Regions from separate parts of the Homo sapiens genome. Here region 2 is linked to region 1. Evidence: chromatin loops called from intact Hi-C (ENCODE). Cell type or tissue: heart right ventricle. All regions are shown on one strand. Links, peaks and the distances in the headings refer to the core of each region. The heading gives the core; the rest is flanking DNA.

What was found. Peaks named below come from ENCODE experiments on the same cell type or tissue, not always from the same donor. Only the 100,000 strongest peaks of a DNase experiment are listed, where the experiment ranks them.
Region 2: it touches region 1 in a loop (2.4-fold over the local background); 11 of 110 quality-filtered maps call a loop at or near these places.

What each region holds. Positions count from the first base shown.
Region 1 is chr1:219,789,361-219,795,469 of GRCh38, forward strand. LOC105372926 (a long non-coding RNA gene) reads right to left here. Exons shown (of 6, transcript XR_001738473.2): 4 at 1,919-6,109; 5 at 988-1,088. Among named protein-coding and RNA genes, the nearest start is that of SLC30A10, 140 kb to the right of the region's middle. RefSeq lists an enhancer at 4,980-5,129. In heart right ventricle, for the core only: no CTCF peak of the experiment used is centred there; a DNase peak (open chromatin) is centred at 3,455.
Region 2 is chr1:219,571,529-219,577,637 of GRCh38, forward strand. No RefSeq gene overlaps it. Among named protein-coding and RNA genes, the nearest start is that of LYPLAL1-AS1, 17 kb to the left of the region's middle. In heart right ventricle, for the core only: no CTCF peak of the experiment used is centred there; no DNase peak of the experiment used is centred there.

The sequences.
Region 1 (6,109 bases), core at 1,963-4,462:
GATGCCAGGGATTGGGAAGTAAAGAAGAATAATGCTATGCTAGAGAAGCTGAGTCTAGTGAGAGGAGAGAAATGTAAATCAAGCATAAATTATTTGACGACTTCTCTGTCTCTTAATTAACCTTTGAATCTCAGACTGTCACAGGATAGATGCCCAATAAGTATTTATAGAATATACTAATAACTGCACTATATTGTTTCCCTCAACCTCAGAAGAAAAGCTACATTAGAAAGGAAGAAATCAGACTGGACATGATGGCTCATGTCTGTAATCCCACCACTTTGGGAGGCCAAGGCCAGAGGATTGCTTGAGGCCAGGAGTTTGAGACCAGCCTGGGTAACATAGCGAGACCCTGTCTCTACAAAAAATTAAAAATTGTCCTGGTGTAGTGACATGCACCTGTGGTCCTAGTTACTGGGGAGCCTGAGGTTGAAGGATCACTTGAGCTCAAGTATGAAGTTATCATGAGCTATGATCACACCATTGCACCCCAGCGTGGAGAGCAGAGTGAGATCCCAATCAAAAAAAAAAAGTTAGCCCATACCCCTACACGCCTTCATACTCTCACCTACTCAGCCTTTGCAAATCAATGCCTAAGGAAGAGACTTCCTATATTACTCCCAGAGTGCATGGTACAGGGCTCAGCAATGAGCAGTCAACTGAAAGATTGAGCTCTGTGGAAGTACAAAGCCCTAACAGCTGTTGAGAGTTTAACTTGAATAATCCATAAGGTGGGATGTTAACCCTAGGGACCAAAATAAAGTCAACAACCTTCCACTTGAAGCATATCCAGTCTACATAGATCACTGCAAGTCCCTGAAGTCTGTGTCAAGGACTTGTGAACATTTCAAGAAACGTCAATACCTCTAGCACTGCCCCTATTTTAAAGAGAAGTAAAGGCAGTATATACATCCAGAAAATATCCAGAAAATAAGTCAAACCAGTGCATTTGTTAAGTCCTGGGGTCTCCTGTGGCCATATTCTCACCTCCAGTTCTGTTCTCAGTCTTCTCGATCCCTCTGTGCTGCTGGGACTCTCTTGGTTTCTCTAATAAGTAAGTAGATCTTTGGGAATGTCCTTGGCAGATTCTGCTTTGGAGAAATTAACAAACTAAATCAAACTGACAAAACATTTAACAACATAACTTAAAGCAAGGTTGTTCTTTCCCTAAGAACAGGGCACCCTCAGCCTCTTCAGGTTTCTAGGTAACATTAGAGGTTCAGAGAATCTCTAGCCTGCAAGCTACCATTTGTGGGGTCTATGGAGAAAATAGAGCACTGATTTCTATACCCAGCTGGACCCGCTTCTTCACCCAATTGGTCTTCAGTGTGTCCCCTCCTGCTCATCCCTCACTCCCTGGCCCCCACTGTTCCATGATAACTGATAAACTGCCAGTGTATTCATACTATTTAAAACAGAGAGTATCTAAAAAGATCACTACAACTTACCAGCCCCTTTTATCCTTGGGCAAATTCCTCTTACTTAGCTAACTGCTTTGTCTGGCCAGAAACAGCTTTGTGAAATATAATCCAAGGTACCATGAAGTTTTATAATCTCTTTCCATTAGATATACAGCCTACCCTATATCTAACCCCAACAGTTGGAAATGATATTAACTGACCTCTGATAAGTATCAGAAACCAGTTGCTTCTCACTACTAATCATCTATTTTTGGAACTGAATGCAAAGGAAACATATGCTCAGTCATGACTGTGACTCTTTAAAACAAAGTCTGTTCATCTTTCATCTTCCCGCATTGCTTGATGATTTTTTTTTTTTTTTTGCTCACCTACTCTGACCCATCACTTTAGCCCTGAAAATTTCAAAAAAAAACATGGGTGGGGGGATTGTTTTTCTTTTCTTCATCCCTTCCCCACCCCAAATCCTTATCCCTGCACAACAGCAAACCACATCTTACCTATGTGGAATGCAGAAGAAATGTTTTCCTTTTGATATTAAAAAGTCCTCCCACCAACTAGGTAAACATTGGCCACATCACAGAGCTGGTATGTTATTGCAGAGCAGAGGGGAGCACAAACCCAGAGTTTTTTCAGGGTCGTGTCGAAAGGAATCTCAGGCTTTGGCTGCAACTCCAGGGAAGAGATGAAAACACTGTGTACACGTGTCAGAATGCCAACTGCAATGGCATGCATGGATTGCTACAGTGACGAGGATTTGATTGAACAATGGGATCTTCTTCACAAGTAGTTTTTGGGATTCCCTCTCCTCTTCCAAGACAGGATCCTGGCTGAGATCAAACACTGTATTCTTGGAGGTTCCAGCAACAACAGGTCGACTTTTGAACAGTGCTGTCAACAGGGCATCATTGCAATCCAGTGCTTTGAGAATTGCTGAACAAAAGCAAAGTGTCAGACTGTGTCACAGGGATCAATCAGTCAAGGACACATCTTCCCCATGTCCTTAGGGGTATGACATTCTCAACTACCACTGTAAAGCAGAAAAGTGGGACCAGAGAAAATTTAAGTGATTATTCTCATTGCACCCAGGTTTCAATATGGACAATTTGTGATGATCTGAGATGAAGTTGTGACGTTGTGAAATGCACCATTGAGCTAATGCAGTTGCACTCCAAGGCTTCACAGAGGGAATGTGGCATGCTGGTCCCATTCTGTGTTTGATTTGCTTGATGGTAATAGGAGAGTTATTTCAACTCTCTTTCTCCATTTCTCCATCCCTTAGGAAAAAAAGATCATTTTAATCCTTCAATAGAGCATCCAAGAGGATTAAGAAATAATAAGGTCTCTATGTGAAAAGTCCTCCATTGTACCCATAGAGATTTCATCGATTATTAATAAAAACACCCCAAGGCTTCCATTTTTCCTTGGATTCTGAGTATGTGGTTACTTTTGTTCATGGCATCCAATGGTAAGTTAATTTTATTAAGAACATTTTTAGAAAGCTACAATGTCAGAAGTTGACACTACTCTCTTTCCAGTCCTCTATTCTTGGTAACATCATTAAACATCAGCTGGCCCCAAAGGCAAGTTGCACCTTTTTTTAATCTAACAGCCATTCTGTGGATAGCATTTGTTTTCCATTGCTGCCAAGGAGACAATCTGGCTCTCATTTCCTTTGAAGAAGAGCCCATTATGATGAGTCAGGTCTACACTGGGAATAATTAGGTCAAATAAATGAGCCCTTCCAGCTGCCTATAGCATCACTCAACACCCCCCTGTTGCAGATGCAGGAGACATTTCTGGAGCAAAAGCAGAGTTTATCTGTTGTGAGTTACCCCTTCCACTTGCCCAAGGGATGCTATCAAAACATATGCAAGGTAATTATGGCTCCTCTCTTTGCATCTGGAAAAGTGAAAACTGATCCATAAAATCGCATGGAGATCTCATTGTCTTTCTGCCCTACCAGAGAAGGCTCCTGCAGCATGAGGAAATAAGAACCAGCTGACAAGCTCGGGCAAGACTCCTGCCTTGTGTCACATTTGCCCTCATGGTCTCCCAGCCACCTTATCCTCAGTTGTCATGTCCACTGGCAGGAGAAAAAGGAAATTCAATGATGTTGGAGTCATGTACCAGCCCTTTTTAGTATTCCACTTGAGCCGATATCTGCAGCTCATCACTCAGGCAAGCATCTGGCCCAGCCACCTCCACAACTCACACTCTCAGGCAGTTTTCTTTTGTGTTCAACATCTCATATACACAATAGGAGACTAATCTGGGGCTGAATTAGAAATACAAACTGCTATCCAAGTTAAAGATCTCCCCTGCGCCGATCTGGGTACCAGAAAGTGGAAAATGAAGATTAAAAACCATATATAGAAAAAGCCTTTCATCCAAGAGTCTCATTACTCAGAGAGAAAAAAGAATCTTCAGTTTTGTTTCTCTCTCTCAACTTTATCAAACCATTTAAAGATTGCTATAATGTAGGAACCCTCATGAGTTGCACCACCGAATTCCACAACCTGGAATTTTATACCTTACATTAACATGGGTCACTGACCTCCTCAAAGGGGCTGATGATGCATTTCAGGCTGGCCAGATCATGTGCCTTTCCCAAGGAATATGTGGTCTTCAAGATCCCATCACTTAACTTTCTAAATCTAAATCACCATTTGAAGCCTCTCGTGCAAGTGGTTTGTCTTGAGTTGTGTTTGCTTTGCTTGCCCAAGGGGTTTTATTACTCTGGGTTACTCTAGCTCCAAAGGAAATGAGAATATCAATATCTACACTCTGTCTTTTAAAAAAAATTAGAGGAATTTGGCCTACATTGCAGTAGTAACTCAGAACAAAAGACTGCTCACCAATCCTTGCTTCCAAGCTGCCTACCCTATAGTGATCACCACATCTCACATCTACCAGGAGGTAAATGATGCCTCAGTAGAACCTCAGGAAGGAGAGGACAGCTGTGAACCTCAAAAATGAGCATATTTGCAAACATTCTGGGGCAGTAGCCTATCAAACAAAGTTTATCACAAAATAGCTTTAATTCAGTCATTGTTGAGTGACTGCTGAATGCAAAGCACTTTTACCATACCTGTTCCACCCTCACTTGTGAGCATCAGCCTTGCTGTCCTTCAGTTTTACAGTAAACCCTGCATCCAGAGGCCTCCCCTCCTCAGACACCATCGTAATTCCTAGTTATGGGAGATAAGGAAGGCTTTCCTTATGGGGCTCAATTTAAACTCTCAATGCTGGCTCACAGACCAGCCCCTACAGATTCCCCTATCTTACCTTCCTCTGACGTGAAATCTTCCAGGTGTAGGTTAAGGAGCCCTAATCCCACATTGCCTATGGATTAACCCAGGAAAGAAGACATCATAACCCTAAATGAAGTACATTAATTTTTTTAATCTGTTGCAGCCTTTAATCAATTTCATTCACTTGCCTTGCCCTAACCTAACTTCCTCTCCTGGGATGTGTCAGCAAGGCTCATTACTAAGAAACGCCAGCGTCACCCACACCACGATCTTGTGACTTCAGCACCTCCGATTCCATGAGCAAACCTCAGCTGTTCCAAAGTGAAAGAGTATTTCACCTCTCCCAAGAGGCTGGGTCCAAATCATGCTACCGACTTCAAAGAGGAGGAGAGATGTGAGGGAAGAAGGAAGATCCCCTCATTGAGGCAGAGGAGCAACCTCAGGTCCTCTGACACCCAGAGGAGGTGCACAGCTACATTTACTCTGGTATCTCCAGACCACAGGTGCAGCACGGCTCACATGTGCAATGAATTCAGCATGTGATTTGGGTAGAGTGTGGGAGTGGATGCTCACACGTGCAGCCACTGAAGCCTGGGCTGTGCTCAGTGAGGCGAGAAGAGGGGAACTGAGGTCTATCAAGATCCATTAATTCATATGATCATTGTCCTAGCTGGTCAGGCTGGATTGAATTCACAGCAGGGTGGCCTCATGGCCCAGGGTAGGGACCACAAAAAGTTTTAATTGCTGATAAAACAAATAGAACAAAACTTTAAAATACAATTTTCTGCTCCCTCAACCCCCGGCCCCACCCCATGTCTTTAACCTGTGATCGAAAGGATATTAAGATCTTGGGTGTATCAACAGTCCAGAGGACAAGAAGGAAAATCCTGGGATGTGAAATATTCTGCAACAAGGAAAGCAACTGGAGAGGCGACTAAATTCACTGCAGCTGTTCTGCCCTCCTCTTTTTTTCTCTCGCTCCCTCTGTCTCTTTCCTGGAAGTCCCCTAGTAAGAAGTAAAAGAGATAATGGCTTTGGAGTGCATGTTTTTCCTGGAATTGGAAGGAATTTTAACAAAGGAGCCCTTCAGAATGAACCCCCCACCCCTGCTTTTCACCTGAAGTAGGACAAGATTGGTGCCCCCAACATCATTCTCCATGTGGCCCCAGGTTGGGTTGGGGGGTGAACACTACTGATAAGCTCTTAGCAATTTCCCTATTTGTGGACTCCGAAGCTCCTTAGCTTGACAACTGATGAATAAGTTTTCTTTTGTGGGATAAGAGTAGATGACCTTTTCCCCCTGAATTCCCATCCTGGGGCCGGGGAAGAGAGCCCAGGATCCCTTCTCTTGGCCTTCACACCGTGGGAAAGAGTACCTAGAGTTAAAAGCCTGATAAATGCCCTCGAACAGCTTTGAAAATCACTCAGCGTGAGCGC
Region 2 (6,109 bases), core at 2,043-4,542, 220 kb before region 1:
TTGATGACTTTGAAAGTTTTGAGAGTACTGGTTGAGGATTTAATAGAACATGCCCCAATTGGGATTTGTCTGATGTTTTTCTCATAATTAAACGAGTTATGGGTTTTAGAAAAGAAGACCACAGAGGTAAAGTGCCATTTTCATCACATCGTACCAAGGGTACATACTATCGTCATGATTTATGACTGTTGATGCTGACTTTGAACACCAGGCTGAGGTAGTGTTTGTCAGCTTCCTCCACTGTAAAGTTATTCTCCACTCCCTGACCCTTTCTAGACTGTACTCTTTGGAGGGAAAGGCACTATGTACGTCCCACGCTTAAGGAGTAAAGAAGCATGCCCTCCTGTAGAGGCAGAATATCTACATAATTTATTTGAAATTCTTCTGCAAGAGAGATTTGTCTCTTCTCTCTTATTTACGTATTTATTCACACATTTACTTATATCAGTATGGACTCATGAATATTTATTTCATACTCTGCATTATAATTCAACACTCTTATACTTATTTATTTATTTATTTATCTGTGCTCAAAATGTTCCAGCTTTGGCTATTGGGAGCTCTTTGAGTTGGCCTTCCTGTCCTTTTAACATATCCCCCATCAACACAGGGATTTTTGGGATTTTGTTTGATTGGTTTGTTGGCTGGTTAGTTGGTTGGGTTTGGGGTTTTTTAGTATTTCCTTACTTTCTGGCACTACAAGATAGTTCAGCCTCATCTTGTATATAGTTCAGGCTCATCTCCTATATTTTCTATCAAGTTCTAGAATCAGCCTTTTCTCCAAGTAGCCCTGCTACTTTTTCTTAGGAAATGGTATTAGAAACCAAGATCTAGTATAACCCCCAATGCATAGACACTAAAAATAAAAATAAACAAATGGGATTACATTAAACTGAAAACCATCTGCAGGCTGGGTATGGTGGCTCATGCCTATAATCCTAGCATTTTGGGAGGTCAAGACTGCAGTGAGCTGTGATTATACCATTGCATTCCAGCCTGGGTGACAGAGAGGAAGGAAGGAAGGAAGGAAGAAAGGAAGGAGGAAAGCTTCTGCACAGCAAATTAAACTATCAACAAAATGAAGAGACAACCTATGGAATGGGAAAAATATTTGCAAACCATACATCTGGATAAGGGATTAATAGCCAAAATATATTAGGAACTCATATGACTCTACAGTAACAAAATAAATAATCCCACTAAAAATGGGCAAAGTATCTGAATAAACATATTTCAAAAGATTATATACAAATGGCCATATGAATATGTTTTAAAATGCTCAACATCACTAATCATCAGGGAAACACAAATTAAAACCACTACGAGATATCACCTCATACCTGTTAGAATGACTATTATCAAAAAGAGGAAAGATAACAAGTATTAGAAAGGATGTGGGTAAAAGGGAACTCTGCACACTGTTGGGAATGTAAATTATACAGCCATTACAGAAAACAGTATAAAGCTTCCTCAAAAATTAAAAAGAGAAATATCATATGATTTAGTAATCCGACTCCTAGGTATATACCCAAAGGAAAATCAGTATGTTGAAAAAATGTCTGCACTCTTGTGTTCACTGCAACATTATTCACAATAGCCAAGATATGGAATCAACCTAAATGTCAATCAGTGGATGAATGGATTTTTAAAATGTGGTATATATACACAATAGAACACTATTCAGCCTTAAAAAAAAAAGGAAGGCCTGTCATTTGTGACAACATGGATGAACCTGGAGGATATTATTAAATTAAATAATCCAGACACAGAAAGACTCAAACTACATTATCTCACTTATATGTGGAATCTAAAAAAGTTAAACTCATAGAAGCAGCAAGTAGAATGGTGGTTGCCAGAGGCCGAGTGTCTGTGAGAGGGAGGCGATTGGAGAGATGTTAATCAAAGGTCACAAAGTTTCAGTTAAACAGGAGGAATAAATTCAAGAAATCTATTGTACAACATGGTGAATATATTATAGTTAATAGCAATGTATTGTATACTTGAGAATTGCTAAGAGAGTAGATTTTAAGTGTTCTCATCACAAATAGATAAGTGAGGTGATGCATATGTTAATTAGCTTGATTTAACCATTCCACAATGTATACATATTTCAAAACATAATGTTCTATGCCATAAGTATATATAATTCTTATTTGTCAACTAAGTAAGTAAGTAAATAAGTAGAAATGGTCAAAGAGCAGAAGCAGACAATTCACAGGAGAAACAAAGAATGAATGTGGAGAAAAGAAAAAAAAAATAAAAGAAACAAGACCCGAAAAGTAGGTATACTCCTTGCTACTGGGGTGATCTGGCTCTATGTTAAATGTTAATTATGGAATTTTTTAAAAAATTTATTGAACACTCTCTATTTGTCTGGAACTATATTGAACACCCTGCCATGAGTACTATGCTCATGGTTTTTCTTTCATGGGGCTTACATTTTACTGGGGTTTAAGTTTTTTAAAAAGTAGGTAAATTAGTTTATTAGAAAGTAATAAATACTCTTGAAAACTAAAGTCTGGAAGGAGAATGGGAAGGAATGCCGTTTTAAATAGAGTGATCAGAGAAGGCCTCTGCTGAGAATGGTAAGGGGAACTGAAAGAGTCATATGGGTTTTTGGGGTAGAAACATTTCAGGAGAGGAAACAGCTAGTGCAAAGACCCTGAGGCAGGAGCATGCCTAGTATATGCGCAGAACAGAAATGAAACAGGATGTTCCTGGATGAAAAAGAAGAAAGTTATAAAGGGTGAAGTCAGTAAAAGTCATGGCATGATGCTGCAAGGGGTGGGAAGAAGGTACAAATCATGTTGAATAAGTAGGCCATTGTGAGGGCTTTGGCTTTTGCTCTAAGAAATATGGGGGGAAGGGCAATTAAATTAAAGGGTGTAGAGCTTCTTGGCTCATTATAAATGGAAACTGCCATTGAAAATGAATGAATTAAAAAAAATATTTATTTTTAACCTGCACCAAGGATCATGAAAACACTTTTCTATTCCAAACCAAACACACACACACACACACACACAACAAAGAAAAGGTTCTACATTTTTCAACATGGCCATAATAGAAAGTAGTGAGTTCATTTCGAGAAACCCCATGTGTTTCTTTGCCCTGGGATATTTCTGTGAGCTCCTGAAGGCACAGTGGGGAGCCCTCCGAGTGGGGAATTCCAAGGTGCTGTCTTCAAAGATCTAAAAAGCAGCATCCAAAACATTCTCCAAGCTCCTTCAGGGTACTCAGGAAAGAGGTTTCATTAGCAGCCTTATCATTAGAGTGTTTGGTAAACTGATCTAAAGATTAAGAGCTGGTTTTAGTGAGCAAGGGGGGAAAACCCACTTGTAAACGCTAAGTAACTTCTCAGATATGAGAGTAGCTGAGTGCACAAGCGGCAGTTGCTGCCAGCCAGACTTTAACATGCTGTAACTCACATCTCTTATTCCCCCTTTCCTACCTTTGTTCTTTTCCTCTCACCTTGGTAAGACCCCACAGGTTTTGTATTAGGCACTTATAGAGATACCCAATCAACAATTACTGAGAGTTAAAAAGAGTTTGGGGTCCCTGATCTAGAAAAAGCCTTCCATAATTCCTGAAACTAGGATAAACGTCTCCCTCCTCTTCATGCCCTACCTTTGTGTCTCTCCTTGGATGCTCCCGGAGAAGCGCTGGAGCGCTAAGGGAAGAGAGGAAGTCAGACCCATTTTCACTGCTTATGAACTGTGTACCCTTAGTTAACTTACTCAATCTCCTAGCCAGTTGGAAGAAAGGAGCGCATGAAAAATATCTACTTCAAAGGGCTACTGTGTGATTTAAATGAACTAAAAAGTGTAAACTGCCCAGAACATTGCATGACAGTTACTACACTTTCATTAAACTTTCCTTTTCTTCCCTTTCCCTTGTTTTGCTATAGCATAAGGTCTGTGGGTACAACGTCTGTCTTATTTCTGCAACTCTTTCAAAATCTAGCAGTAAACTGCATTAGTAGGAGCTCAATAGCTGTTAGCTGAATTAGAGAATGAATGAAGTTTACAGGATCACCTCATACATGTTTAAGGGAGAATACACACCCACACATCCACTCACATTAGCTTTAAGGGAATCATGGTGAACCTTAATGCACATGTTATTGACTTACTCTGAAGCTTTCTGCAGCTCAGTAATGAGTGTAGGCTCAATAAATGCTGTTGACTGACTGATAGCTCACACTCCAGGAGAGTTGGAGAACCATTAGGTTCAACAGTTACCACCTGTGGTTCCTGAAACTATTGCTTTACTCTACACACAGGAACACTAGGAAAAACTAAACACTCAGATTGCTGTTGTTGTCAAGGACACGTAGATTTTACCCAGAACTCACATTGGGCTGTATTTCTGCCTGATGGTGTACTTTTCAGGTTCTTAATTAAAGGGAAAATTGAATGTGCTTATTGTAAATGGAATGAAGTCAAAATGATGGATGAGCTGCCTTTCAGGGAATTGCCACTCTGCAACGATTTGATTTCTCACTCTTCTAGGAGACTTTCCAAAGGCTGGCTTGGCAGCCTCTAAGAAGTGGTGGAACAGAGACTGCCCAGGACTACCTGAAGCCAGGCTCTCAGTGCTTAGCCACAGGACAAACTTACATCTCTCACTGGATCTGCTGTTTTCATATTGATAACGGACAAAGAAAAGGCATCCCTAAAAGTTAGTCTCAACACACAGCAAGTGGGGCCTCAGAAGAGGGATTGAAAGACTGCAGAGAAAAGCTCAGATGGGCCACATGAAGGCATATTAGTTCTGCAGGCCGTGCTGAGCTACAGCACGGCCTGCACAGACATAATGCTGCCTGCCAAAGAGCACCCTCTCCTAAAGACTTCCCCAGGGTCAAATACTGGCAACTGCATTTGGAACTATGGAAATGTTGACTGTTCTACCATCATGGGAGTCCCTTTGAACTAAATGTGTTTCTTGGGAAAATTCTTAGGAAGTGCTAATTGGAGAGTGGTTAAGCAAAGGAAAGTAGAGGTCCGGCTCGGGGGAAGAGGGAATATACCAGCTAGATATTCTCTTCCCTGGGCTAGACCTGCAGTTAAAAGCAGATCTAGGCTGACAAAGAAGGTCTGAATACCAATCTCTTCTGCCTTGGCCTTACTGACAATCAGAGGGAACCAAAACAGGGTAAAAATGGACCTAGACAGAGAGCCAGGAAGTGTGTGAAGGGAGTTCATTTAGACCAGTCACCTGGGAAGCTTTTTAACTATCCCAATGCCCATGGTCACCTCCGTGAGCAATTAAATGAGATTTCTTGGAGTGGGCCCAAGCATCAGCATTTTTAAAACTCTCTAGGTTACTCCCAAAGGCAGCCAAGTTTGGGAACCAATGCTTCCGACCATCAGCATCCACTGCTGCGGAGAAAAGTCAGGCTCTGCTTGAGCCTCAATCAGCCCCAGGCCCACAACCTCTTTCTATGTTTCTATGTTGCCTGGAGGGCAGAAAGCGGCTGTGAGCGATTTTCTAAGCTATCAATTCAGTATGCATAACCAAAAGGTTAGAGACACATCAGCAGAGGCGATTCTGTTTCAAGAAAAAGGACTTTAAGAATAGAATTAGTCTCTGCTCAGTTTACAAGGACAAAAAGCAACTGCTGCACCACCACCAGTGTGAGCCTCAGATGCCAAAGGTTTGGTAAAGGCTAAGTTTAATTGTTTCTAAGGAGAACAGGAAATATTTATTTAGGATTAGTGGCAGCTGCTCCAGGGGTACAGCTGGGGATGGTGGAAGATATAATTAAGAAAATTGTGTGAGGGAGGTCTGGAAAGCCACCAGAAGGGACAGCAGCCTTGGTAGAAGCTGTTTGCATAGGCTTTTTTGTGTGTGGGCAGCTGAGTGTTAATAGGCACTTCGGAGGAGAAAAAGATAAATATGCAGTCTAATTAGCAGCTGACTTAGGGTTGCAAGATCAAATGCAGGTAGAATCCTATTATAGCCTACACCACAGGTCCTCAAAATTGTTTTGTTGAGTGATTGCATCATAATGAGTACCTGGTAGAAATCATCACTCATATCTCCCTGTATTTTCTCACAATGCTCCCTCACCTAGAATGCCCTTCTAAAAGAGGTACATTTGGGAAGA